Linked DNA regions of Homo sapiens: all the other regions are linked to region 2. A link is a contact called in ENCODE Hi-C data. All regions are on one chromosome and are shown on one strand. The core of a region is the stretch at or near the end of the contact, and the rest is flanking DNA. Distances in the headings are between cores, read along the strand shown. Region 1 holds the start of GCLM (glutamate-cysteine ligase modifier subunit). Region 2 overlaps SLC44A3-AS1 (SLC44A3 antisense RNA 1). Region 3 holds the start of ARHGAP29 (Rho GTPase activating protein 29).

The links. A loop is a pair of places that touch in the nucleus more often than their neighbours do. Pooled maps may share reads with other maps.
Region 1: a loop to region 2 is called in a map with no recorded cell type, with 4 times the contacts of the local background. The contact joins the promoter of GCLM here to the enhancer-like site in region 2. A Hi-C loop is called at or near these places in 3 of 168 maps with a recorded cell type or tissue (IMR-90, PC-9 and naive thymus-derived CD4-positive, alpha-beta T cell), 1 of 37 single-sample maps with no recorded cell type and 4 of 50 pooled maps.
Region 3: a loop to region 2 is called in a pooled map, with 1.9 times the contacts of the local background. The contact joins the promoter of ARHGAP29 here to the enhancer-like site in region 2. A Hi-C loop is called at or near these places in 1 of 168 maps with a recorded cell type or tissue (PC-9), 3 of 37 single-sample maps with no recorded cell type and 11 of 50 pooled maps.

What each region holds. Positions count from the first base shown.
Region 1 is chr1:93,907,606-93,911,697 of GRCh38, reverse strand. It overlaps GCLM (glutamate-cysteine ligase modifier subunit), which reads left to right and starts at 2,268. Exons shown (of 7, transcript NM_002061.4): 1 at 2,268-2,660. The coding sequence starts at 2,535. LOC124904221 (a long non-coding RNA gene) reads right to left here and starts at 2,106. Exons shown (of 2, transcript XR_007066230.1): 1 at 1,544-2,106. RefSeq lists an enhancer at 1,745-1,904 and silencers at 1,945-2,184, 2,395-2,754, 2,805-2,854.
Region 2 is chr1:94,789,870-94,794,394 of GRCh38, reverse strand. All of the region lies in intron 1 of SLC44A3-AS1 (SLC44A3 antisense RNA 1), which reads left to right. Among named protein-coding and RNA genes, the nearest start is that of SLC44A3-AS1, 28 kb to the left of the region's middle. RefSeq lists a silencer at 1,641-1,690. Within about 2 kb of position 1,759, at least 14 of the 41 ENCODE cell types and tissues checked have a DNase peak (open chromatin) inside an H3K27ac peak, as active enhancers do; they include IMR-90 and PC-9, where a contact is called at or near this core.
Region 3 is chr1:94,235,004-94,239,302 of GRCh38, reverse strand. It overlaps ARHGAP29 (Rho GTPase activating protein 29), which reads left to right and starts at 1,719. Exons shown (of 23, transcript NM_004815.4): 1 at 1,719-1,888. RefSeq lists silencers at 1,516-1,745, 1,756-1,995.

The DNA.
Region 1 (4,092 bases), core at 1,019-3,518, 880 kb after region 2:
ACCATCAGAGTGAACAGGCAACCTACAGAATGGGAGAAAATTTTTGCAATCTACCCATCTGACAAAGGGCTAATATCCAGAATCTACAAAGAACTTAAATTTACAAGAAAAAATCAAACAACCCCATCAAAAAGTGGGCAAAGTATATGAACAGACACTTTTCAAAAGAAGACATTTATGCAGCCAACAGACACATGAAAAAATGCTTATCATCACTGGTCATCAGAGAAATGCAAATCAAAACCATAATGAGATACCATCTCACACCAGTTAGAATGGCAATCATTAAAAAGTCAGGAAACAACAGGTGCTGGAGAGGATGTGGAGAACTAGGAACACTTTTACACTGTCAGTGGTAGTGTAAACTAGTTCAACATTGTGGAAGACAGTGTGGTGACTCCTCAAGGGCCTAGAACTAGAAATACCATTTGACCTAGCGATCTCATTACTGGGTATATACCCAAAGGATTATAAATCATGCTACTATAAAGACACATGCACAGGTATGTTTATTTTGGCACTATTCACAATAGCAAAGACTTGGAACCAACCCAAATGTCCATCAATGATAGACTGGATTAAGAAAATGTGGCACATACACACCATGGAATACTATGCAGCCATCAAAAAGGATGAGTTCATGTCCTTTGTAGGGAATGGATGAAGCTGGAAACCATCATTCTGAGCAAATTGTCGCAAGGACAGAAAACCAAACGCTGCATGTTCTCACTCATAGGTGGGAATTGAACCATGAGAACACTTGGACACAGGGTGGGAAACATCACACACTGGGGCCTGTCATGGGGTGGGGGGTTGGCGGAGGGATAGCATTAGGAGAAATACCTAATGTAAATAACGAATTAATGGGTGCAGCAAACCAACATGGCACTTGTATACATATGTAACAAACCTGCACATTGTGCACATGTACCCTAGAACTTAAAGTATTATAAAACAAAAAGTATAGACAAATCTTATTCAATCTTGAGTTCAGAAGATAGTTATATCGGGTTTCATTATAGTATTCTTGCTATTTTTGTATATGTTGGAATTATTTACAACAAATGTTAATTGTATGTTACAGTGCATCAAAATGTGTTTAAGTAGTGGTGGTGCTTGTGGGTAGCTCTTTCACTATAATAAAAAATCAATATCCAAAAAAAAAAAAAAAAAGCAGCGCAAGCTCGTTCAATGAACTCTTACCATCATTCATTCAGCCAACAAATATTTACTCAACATCAGGCTCAATTTCTAACTTCCTAGAAAGATCTTTTTTCCCATCCCTCCCCTAATTCTTACCATTTTACCAACTGGTTCATCTCTCTTTTCAATAGCTATATTGTCCCCGCTTATAATGAGAATCTCATTTTGCCTTTAATAATCTGATTCACCTCAACGAATGTGAAAGATTGTTGAGGAAAGCTCAATACATGTTCAATTTGATGTTTATACCGAGTCCACCACCACACGTGAAATTTAATAGGGGTAAATAATCTCGACCACCTCTAAAGGGGTGGGTGATAAAAGCTTTCTGTGATCTCACCGGCTCAAGTGTCCTCTTTAATCTGAATTCATCTGGAGAATAACTGCCCTATGATGTTCTTATAAAATTACTTGTTTCCTGTGCTTAGAACTTGTCTCTGGGTAGAGTGTACGCGTCTCAAGGGCAAAGACTCAGTCTTGTTCGTTGACTTCACACACTGCCAGCAAATAATGTGAATCAATAGACCTTTAACGGATGAAGAAAAATTAGCAGTTTGGGAGAAGGTCCTTGAAGGTAGCAAAGCGAAAAGAAGAAGGGGGCGCTTGCGCATAAACAGCTGCTTCTGAGAACGAAAACTACGTAGCATTTCCGAGTCCCGGTGGCCGCTCAGGCTGCCCTTTAAAGAGACGTGTAGGAAGCCCACCCTGGGGCGGCCGTGGGCGGAGCCGCGACCTGAACGCCGGGAGACCTCACCAGGCGGAGGCGGTGTCTACCTCACCAGGCGGAGGCGGTGTCTGCCTCGCGCTGTCCTCTGACCGCCAGGGGGAGCCCTGCCGCGCGCTGCGCTCCGGGCCGCGCCGCCACGCTCTCTCGACCCGCGCGCCCGCCGCGCACCACCCGTCGCCACGCCCGCCGCAGGCCAAGGGCCAGTCACTTGCGGGCCGGCGTCCCGCAGCCCATTCGCGCCCCGCCCCTGCCCCGCCGCGGGATGAGTAACGGTTACGAAGCACTTTCTCGGCTACGATTTCTGCTTAGTCATTGTCTTCCAGGAAACAGCTCCCTCAGTTTGGAATCAGCTCTCCCGCTGCGGCCGCAGTAGCCGGAGCCGGAGCCGCAGCCACCGGTGCCTTCCTTTCCCGCCGCCGCCCAGCCGCCGTCCGGCCTCCCTCGGGCCCGAGCGCAGACCAGGCTCCAGCCGCGCGGCGCCGGCAGCCTCGCGCTCCCTCTCGGGTCTCTCTCGGGCCTCGGGCACCGCGTCCTGTGGGGCGGCCGCCTGCCTGCCCGCCCGCCCGCAGCCCCTTCGCTGCGCGGCCCCTGGGCGGCCGCTGCCATGGGCACCGACAGCCGCGCGGCCAAGGCGCTCCTGGCGCGGGCCCGCACCCTGCACCTGCAGACGGGGAACCTGCTGAACTGGGGCCGCCTGCGGAAGAAGTGCCCGTCCACGCACAGCGAGGAGGTGAGCGTGGCGACACTCGCCGCGGGGCTCCCGGGGCAGGCCTCGGGCGGGGCCGGGCGGTTCCGGCAAGGGAGAAGCGCCCGCGGGCGAGGGAGGGTGGCAGGGCCTCGCGCGCACCTGGGCTCCGCCCGCGGTCAGATGCTGAGGCCAGTGTCGACGCGACCTTGGGTCCAAACCCGCTGCCGAGGGCAACGCGTCTAAAAAACTTAGCCGGTGCAGCTGCGCACTGAGTGACACCTCTCTCGGTGCTTAAGGCTGGTAGCAAAACTCTCAAACATCCTGGGTCCCTCTTCCTGGCACGGAGGTCACAGAGGGCCAGGACGTCGCTCCGTCTCTCTCCACATCTCTCGCTTCCTTCCCCCACCCTGTCCAGGTAAAGGAATATTTTCGGAGATTATCCTTTGGTGCATTCAGATGAAGTAGTATTCATAGTACACCTAACTTTTAGAATGTTGACATTAGACTCTCTATTGCAGTGAGGCAAATGAGTAAGCACTCAATTTTGGCTTTGGAATACCCTAAATACCCTGACTTTAGTCATTACACATTTTATGCACTTATCTGTGCGTCTATGTATGCTTTATCAGTACACATTCTATGCATGTAACAATATCATTGTACATTCTATGCATGTAACAGAATATCACATGTGCCCCATAAATATGTACAAATATAATCTATCAATTCAAAAATTAAAGTTTTGTAAAAACTGGAAAATAAAAAGACTAGTCACTAGTTGGAGGTGACAGAGATTAATCTGGAATTACAAACTTGTTACCTATTTGTTGGCCATTTCTGAGCGGATAGTCATCCACTGCACATTGTGCATATTGGTGGTATGGGACAATTTTAGTATTTAAAAAATAACAAAATCTTTAGATTTAGGAGCTATATGACTTTGGAAAATTACTTTAAAGTTGGATAATAACACCTTCCTCATCAGGTTGTTGTGAGAATTAAGAGGTAATATATGAAAACGCTCACCATGCAGGCATCTATCTCCCTGTCATCTGGTTCCATCAGAAAGATAAATCTTAATTAAGAGAAAAACCTTCCTAAACTATGTGTGTTTAGAAAAACCTTCCTAAATCAGCTGTGTTCCTAAGTGGTTTCTGCTCTCTTCTATGAGATGTTGGTAACAGACCATGCAGCAGCACACGGCATCCCTCTGAGTTAAGTGCTGGACCTGTGCCCAGGCCTGTTGTTGGGGTCAGTGCCCATCAAGAGATGAGAACTCTTGCTTGTAACTTTAGTAGGAATCTGAGTCTGTACCATATTCTGTGTTCACGTTCCAGCTCAGTGTGTATGTTTTGTTTTATTTAAACCACCTACTTTGGCTGTTTCTCCCACAGATAAATATTTCTGTATTCGGTACATAGACTCTTAATTTCTTCCAGTACTGTTGGTGGTAGTTCAATACAGAATTTTGCAC
Region 2 (4,525 bases), core at 510-3,009:
GTATTATCATGAATATTTTAAATTTTCACCTAAATTTACGTATTAGAGATTAAAAAAAAAAAAGAAAATGGGCTGGGTGTGGTGGCTCACGCCTGTAATCCCAACACTTTGGGAGGCCAAGGCAGGCAGATTACCTGAGGTCAGGAGTTCGAGACCAGCCTGGCCAAAATGGTGAAACCCCTTCTCTACTAAAAATACAAAAAAATTAGCCGGGTGTAGTGGTGCGTACCTGTAATCCCAGCTACTCGAGAGGCTGAGACAGGAGAATCTCTTGAACCCAGGAGGCAGAGGTTGCAGTGAGCTGAGATCACGCCACTGCACTCTAGCCTAGGAGGCAGAGTGAGGCTCCGTCTCAAAAAAAAAAAAAAATAGAAAATAACAATTAGACCTACTGTTGGTGCTGATGGATGAAGCAGCAGAATGATGACAGTAAGCAGTGGCTTTCCTGCCTGGCTTTGCCTTTGGGGCCTTCAACATTTAGTATTTCAGCTTGGCCTCTAAAAAAATGGGAGCTTACGAATAGCTACCTTACAAATATATTAGGTGGAAAAATCACTGGTGTGTGATTTTGGGGCCACCAAGATGCAAATATGTAGTATCAAATGCATCAATACGGACAAAGGGTTCCAATATCTGGGCAGGCCACCAGGCAGAACTGCCTCCTTCAGTTGTTTATGTCATTCACTTCTTTCTTTTCTTTTTTCCCTCAGTTTTCAGCCATTCCTTCCTCAAAATCCTGCTCAAGTCTAAGAGCAAGGATCCTACTTGCTAACTGCCGTGTGCTAGGCAGGGTGCTAAGCACTTTATTCATGTATCTAATTTAGTCCTACTACGCCACGAGAGAGATACCATCATCCACACTTTACAGATGAGCAAATGGAACCGCTAGTTAAGAATCTTGCTCAAGGTCACATCGGTAGTAAGGGATGGAGCCAGTGTTCTCACACAGATATTTGCAGTCAGCCCTTTCTAATTACAGATCAGGCTCTTTTGCAACACTGCACTGCCTTTCAATGTGGAGCCTGGGAGAGAAATGACAGAAAAAGATGTGTTAGAGTGGACTGTTTATTCTTTGAATGATCTCTGTCTCTCTCTTTTTGTTTATTTTTCTTTTGTTTTTGATGCTTGAATTTACTGTCACTGCCTACAAACTGGGGACATTCATTATTGGATATTACTGGTTAGAGAGTATGGTTTTATGTAATAAGGAAAGGAATTTCAGAAATGTAAACTGCAGGAAAAGAAACACAGCAAATTTCCAGATGTCTGGGTTCCTTTTTTTTTCCTTTTGTAAATGATTTGGTTGGTTCTATTTGGAATGAAAGTTAACTGCCTAGAGGATAAAAATATCCTCTTTTGTAGTTTTTACCTCGAACAGCAACAAGAACATATTATGTGTTTTCATGGAAAGATCTATTTTTAGAGAGAATGCAAGCCACCCTCAGCCCTGTGAGTAATAACTGTTTGGCACAATGATACTTACAATAGATAATCACTCTAAGTCCTTCTTTGAAAGCCTGCCTTATGAATTGTTTTTATTACATAATTTGTACGTGTTATTTTTGATTCATGAAACCTCATTTAATTAAAAAAAAACCCAAAGGATATATGTATAGAGCTTTGGGAATTCCTTTTACTTCCTGTATAATGATTCACAATTTAAATATACCACATTGGGTGGAGGAAGTACCTATCATGGCCTTATGAAAATAAAAACTGTGAACGAGGAACAGAAACTGCAGATTGCTGCATGCTCATCAGTCCTCCTGTAGGTGGGAAGTGGCCTCCGTGCACATTATGTGAAGGCCATGAAATGAAACGACTGCTGAATGGTCAATGGGATGATCCTAGGGAGAGGGAATGGGCTGTTTTCTCTTGGGTGCTTAAATTAATGACATTTATTTTTTATTTTTGGTATACTTTTCCCTAGATTCAGAAGTTTAGCCATCTAGCTTAAAAAAGCCAGAATTGATCCCTACTCTCTGACATATTCAAATGGCTAAACAAAATAGAAAAAGTGACTAAACTATAGAATTCTGGACTCAGAGAGTCATGGTTTCCTAGAATTATACAGATGAATGCAAGAGATATCGTAGAGATGATTCCTGGGTTAGGTGGGTGGTCTTCAACTCTGAGATTCTGTCATTTGATGACTTTTACTCTGCTAGATCTGGTAAGTTTCTTCTGGGAGACAATTTTTCTGCCATTCAGAATCTCAGAGAGGTTTTAACTGAAACAGTCTCTCAATAAAAGCCTCGTGTCAGATACTCTCCTTTGTAGGGAAGCAGTGCTGACAGTAGCTGGGAAGAACTGAGTGGCCTCAAACAAAAAGAAAAGGAAAGCAAGTTTGAAAGATATAACTGTCATTATTTCCTTTGGAGAGATAATTATCTTGACATAAAAGTTACATTTCATGTATAACCCACGATTTGTAAATAGAGTCATGGGTCTCCTGCTAGTAGATGTGGGCAATGAACACTTGCCAGAATTGTGCGTGTGTTTTGCTCTGAATTTCGTTGCACAGACTGGTAGGTATGGTTTGGTTCAGATTTCATCCAGCTGTATTATTTGGAGTGATAATTTCATCAGTGATTCAAATAAGTTGAAATTTATAGATTTAGAAAGAGATCATAAGCATGATTTGATTTGGGTTATATGTTTTGTGAAAATTTAAAAATATCTTTTAAACCACCCACAGAACTTTTCAAGTGTGAAGAAAGAAGGATTTGCAGTGTGGCCAAATGGGCCAGTTAGTTTTACCTAGGATTTTAAGATTCTTGAACTCAGTCCTTGGGTGGCTCTGGATCTGGAAGGGTAGAGAGTAGCTTTGTAATAAATTTAATTTCATCTCTAAATTAATAAAAGTGAGAGTTAATGAGAAATTAGAAGTCTTGTGATGAATTTCTCAGTCTTTAAAATTCAGTGATCTTGGCTCCAAGTAATCATTGCTATAGATTTGGAAGATGGTACATAGAAGATGGAATAGTACCTGCACTTCATGATGACTGTGAATTCTTTCGTTCTGACCCTGTGACTGAGCCCTCCCAGGTGAGATAATCAGAAGACAGCAAAGGTTTTGAAGGAGAGGCATGCAACAGAAACTTCTGTGCTTTCAAAATAAATTACAGGTTGAGGAAGGCAAGTGGAAAGCTTTTGTCCAAATTGATTTTCATATTAGCAAGGATGATTTATGCCTGGGAAAAATTAAAGCTCATGAAATCAGTATGAATTTAAGTCTACAAACTGAAGTATGCAAGAATTAGCTCTGTTTTAAAAAAATGACTTTATTGGGGTTTAATTTATTAGGTTGTTGCAAAAGTAATTGTGGTTTTGTCATTAAAAGTAATGGCAATATATGTGTATTCCGTACAACTCATCCATTGTAACTGCATAGTTGATTTTTAGTAAATTTCCAGATTTGCTACCATAACTACAATCCAGTTTTAGACCACTTCTATCACCTCCAGAAGGTTTTCTCTGTGTCTATTTGCAGTCAATCCTGCTTCCCACCCTCAGCCTCAGGCAACCACTGATCTGTTTCCTGTCTTCATGGTTTTGCCTTTTCTAGAAGTTTCATGTAACTGGAGTCAAGCAATATATTATATTTTGTGCCTGGCATTTTTCACTTAATAATATTTTGAGTTTTACCCATGCTGTTGCACATATTAGTAGTTTGTTCCTTTCCATTGTTTAGTAGTTTTCCATTATAGATAAGCAACAATATGCTTATTCATTCATTAGTTGATGGACATTTAAATTGTTTCTAGTTTTGGGTTATTGTGAATCCTGCAGCTATGAACATGTGCATATGAGTTTTTCTGTGAACATATGTTTTCATTTCTGATGACTGGACACCTAGAAGCGAAATTGCTGGGTCATGCAGTAAGTGTGTATTTAACATGTTGAGAAACTGCAAAAATGTTTCCCAATGTTGCTGTACCATTTTATTTTCCCACCAACAATCTATGACTTAGTAAGGTCAGTCTTTTCTATTATGGTCATTCTAGTGGATGTGGTATTAATTTGCATTTCCCTAATGACTACTAATGTTGGAAATCCTTTCGTATGCTTATTAGTCATATGTGTTTCCTTTTTTGATAAAATGTCTATTTACATTATTGCCCATTTTAAAAACTGAGTTGTCTTTTTTTTTTTTTCTTTTTTTGAGACAGAGTCTCACTCTGTTGCCCAGGCTGGAGTGCAGTGGTGGGGCAATTTCGGCTCACCACAACCTCCACCTCCCAGGTTAAAGCAATTCTCATGTTTCAGCCTCCCAAGTAGCTGGGACTACAGGTGCCTGCCACCACACCTGGCTAATTTTTATATTTTTAGTAGAGACAGGGTTTCACCATATTGGCCAGGCTGGTCTCAAACTCCTGACCTCAGGTAATCCACCCACCTCGGCCTCCTAAAATGCTGACATTTACAGGCATGAGCCACTGTGCCTGACCAGAGTTGTCTTTTTAAATTGATAAATAGATGTATCTATTTTGGGGGTATATGAGATATTTGGATATCCTTCACC
Region 3 (4,299 bases), core at 470-2,969, 560 kb after region 2:
TTTGAGGTTGAGGGACTTCCTCAAAAATTTCCTTCCAAAAACCTTACTTATGATTGAATCGTAGTTGCACTGTTCAGCCTCCCCTTGGCCTGGGGACTCCTTTGTCTCCTCTTATTAGTTTGCTTCAGTTCAGGCATCATTGGCTTCCATGGTGAGAGTCCTTGGCGCATTTTTCTTTTTCAGCACGATTAGAAGGAATTTTGGTTTTTGAGGTTTCCTATTTGTGGCAGGACCTTGTTACTATTATTTTGGGGATTTGAGGGGAAAATCTGTGTAAGTTGAGTCCAAAAAATCCAGTATGGTGCCAAAGTAACCAAGGAGCTGAGTTTTCTTATTTATCTTTTCTAAGTAGCACCTGAGGAGCCAAATTTGTTGTATTTTCTTAGCATTGTTTTTCCTGTAAGGGTTCAAAGATATGTCTATGTAAGATGTCCCTCTTCTCTTTCTTTGTCAATGAGTTTTTCTCTTGCCCCGCTACCCTACTTTTGGTTCTGTCATGCTCACTTACTTTTCTGTTTGTTAAGTGGGTAGTCTCTCCTTTTATTTTTCTTCCTTATTTTCTCTTTTTGCCTTCACTTATTTCTGCCTTCCTTGGTTTTCTTCCCTTTTCCTGTGTCTGCACCTCATTTTCTTTCCAGTTTTCCTCAGCACATTCTCCTGTGTCTTTTTCTGTTTCTCCCGTGTGTGGTCATTTTTCTCGCAGACCCCAGCGCTACCCACAGTCTCCCTCCCTGTGTTTTTTCCTCTGTTTCTCTATGAGTTCTTTCTGAATGTTCCAGCACTGAGGTAAGTGCCATCGCTTGTTCCAGCGAGTGGTGTGATATAGGGACTATGTGCTTTCTAGCCCTGCTTGCTATAATTATTCCATCTTTCTCAGACTTTTTTTTTTCTTCTCATTATGAAGTGAGTTTGAAAGTGCAGCTAAGAAAGAAAGGACCGGGCACAGTGGCTCATGCTTGTAATCCCAGTACTTTGGGAGGCTGAGGCGGGTGGATCACCTGAGGTCGGGAGGTCGGGAATTCGAGACCAGCTTGGCCAACATAGCGAAACCCTGCCTCTACTAAAAATACTAAAATTAGCTTGGCGTGGTAATGGGTGCCTATAATCGCAGCTACTCAGGTGGCTGAGGTGGGAGAATCAATTGAGCCCGGGAGGCGGAGGTTGCAGTGAGCCGAGATCACGCCATTAGACTCGTCTGGGCGACAGAGCGAGACTCCGTCTCCAAAAAAAAAAAAAAAAAAAAAAAAAATACAGATAGGCCTAAGTGGAAACTATTACCCTCCATAGAGGGCAGAGGGGCAGAGTAGATGGCTGGTTTTGAGGTAGTTCATTCTTCATTCAGACGTGTGGCGCCCTTCCCCAGGCCCTAACCCCTGGAAGAGGGAGGAAAAAGGCGATCCACAGAAGTGTCTCATAAGAAATGTAGCTGCTCATCTGGCCATTAGCCGCATCTAGTCCTCAGGTGACTTTTCTCTGAGTCGCTCTGCCTGTCCCCTGCAAGCCAAAAGGGCAGCCGACGCAGCCCGTGATGCTGGGACAGCGTCCGGCCGCGCGCAACTGACGGTCGCGTTCTGCGCGCGAGCTAGTTGCCTCCCGTACCTGCCGCGGTCGCCGGCCCCGCCCCCGGGAGCGCGGGCCAATGGGCTGGGCTCCAGGGGGCGGGGCTGGCGGGCGGGCGGTGCGGCCGTGGCGGTAGCTGCAGGGGCGGTGGCGGCTGCAGTGGTGGTGGTGCCTGTGGCTGTGGCTGCGGCTGCGGCTGCGGCTGAGATTTGGCCGGGCGTCCGCAGGCCGTGGGGGATGGGGGCAGCGAGCTCCAGCCCTCGGCGGTGGCGGCGGCCGTAGGTGTGGGGCGGGCGTCCGCGTCCGGCACGCGAGATGGAGCGCCGTGGTGAGTGTGAGGAGGTGGCGCTTGCTCCGGCCGCGGCGGTCGTGGCTCCGGGCTGGGGTTGCCCGCGCGAGCGCCCGCGAATTGCCGTCCAGGGTCCGGGAGGCCCGCGGGGCGGCCCCGAGTGGAAGCGGTGGCAGGCTGCGCTAGGGACGGGTGTCCTCGAGCCAGGACTGGAGTCCACGGGAAGGGTCCGGCCGGGGCTAGGGGCGCGCCCGGCGAGGGAGGCGCGGACGAGCTGGGGAGGACGCCAGCGGTGGCCGGGAGCAGACGGTGACGATCGTAATTAAAGTTAGCACACAGCGCGTACAACGGGTCCGCCTGCTGTTCTGAAGCCTTTGCACATTTTAACTCTTTTAATGTTCAGAACACTCCATGATTGTTCGACTCGGTTCACACGGGGAAACCGAGGTTAAAAACCTGCCCAAGCACACAGACTAGTGGTTGGCAGCGTCAGGACCTAAACCCAGGCGCTTTTGCTCCGGAATCCGTGCTCCTGATCACTATGGGTCTGTGTTCTTGCCTGGATTCTATTCCCGCTCCCACCTGCCCTGACTGCAGCCCTCACTCCAGTTGGGCTCTCATTCCTGAGATATTTTAGGATTTCCGTGGTGCATTTTCTCCTGGTCTGTGTTTTTTGGGTTTCGTTGAGAGTTTTCCTCAGTCTCAGAGGTTTGTCCCAGTTCAATTGTGGACGTGTTTTGGGGTTTGACAGTTTTAATTAAAAAAAAAAATTTTTTGGGGGGCGGGTGAGCTGGAGTTGGACGTTTCAAGGTGGAACCCTCGTGACTGACGAGCCTCTTGTCTCTATGTTTATCTTTTTAAAACTTTCTCAGAGGGTATTGGCCCCAAATGTTTTCGGAGGGCAGGATATTACCTGCTAATGGCAGGAGCTGAGCTCTCCTTCCCTTCTCTCCATCTGTCTCTGTGACTGTATCTCTTGTCTATAGTTTATCTTTTGTCCGTCGTTACCACCGTCGGCTGTCCATTTTGGTTGCTCCATTCTTCCCTCTTTGTTTAAATTCTTGGATGAGGAACTTGCTCTTTGGCAAAGAGTAGTTTTGGCTGGTCAAAGGAGAGTACTGCCTGCCAGGAATGCTAGACATTCTGGAGGGGTGGGATGCTGGGCAGCTTCCTCTTTTTAAAGCGTGCTAGGTTCAAACTGTACAGAAATGAAGTGCATGTGTATTGCATGCCTTCCTTTAAAAATTGTTTGCATAGTATTGATAAAACTCTTTCTCACATGTCCCTATTCTGTTTTTGTGGAGAGTGCTTTTTAAAACCATAAAGATTTAATCATCGTTTTAGGATGAGCTCATCTAATCTTTTTAGCATCTCAAAGTAGATTCTTGCCAAATCTGAAATTGTGCTGAAATAGCAGATTTCTGAAATATCTGGCAATTTTTCCTCAAGAAGAAATGGTAGAATGGGAAATAGTAAGTATAGATGTTTGGGGGCAGTTTTACACTTCAATTAGAGAGCCTAAAATGAAACTACTGCCGTAATGTGCATTTGGCAGGGGGCATGCGTGGGGCAGCGGACATTTGATTGACACAGGCTCCTGCAGTCGTGGGGGATAGGAAGTTTGTGTCTACATTTCTAATGCACACAACACTTAGATTTACAACATACAATGGAAGTGGTTTTGCACGGTAATTTTCTACTTGCTAGAGAATTCTTTGAGAAGTGGATAATACATGTTTTTAATATTGTTGGTTTGAAGTTGAAAGAGATGCACCAGAATTAGTGTGTCAAAAATATTTTGCACAAGTCTATTTGCACAGTTCAAATTTCACTTGGAAGCTTTTTAGTAGGTTTCCACAGAGTCAGTTAAGTTTCTACAATTGTTTCCAGTCCTGTATTTCTTGCTCACAATCCACTTATGTATTGTAGTGAAGCCACATCTTGTTCAAAAACAATTTCCCACAATAAAGCACTGCTAGTAATAATGACTTTTCTTTATGGTTCATCTTTATGATGAACCAGGCACTCTGCTAAGTACTTTGCATGCGTCATTACCTAATTAAGTTGCCAGTTGCAGTCTGTTAGTAACTAAGTTTTATGTTACTTCCAACAAGAGAATATTCATTTTCGCGCATGAGAAAGTAGTGTATATGATCTTGGAAAGTGTGTATTGTTCCAGCTTCTCATTATCATAGTTCATTTATGAAAGCTTGGGTTAAGTTTGTTATTTTAAACGTTTTTTCAATTGTAATGTTTCCTTTTTTTACTCTGGAATATGAAAAGTAGTAATATATAACAAAATCAGCACATTAATCATTATAATGCTGGCTAGAGATAGGGTATAATCCTTTTTTATAAGAGGAAAAGAGTTCCTCTTCTCCTTGCCATGTGTTTGATGTTGTTGTTGCTGTGTTTGTTTTTTGCAGATTTTTTAAGTCTTGTCTAAAAAT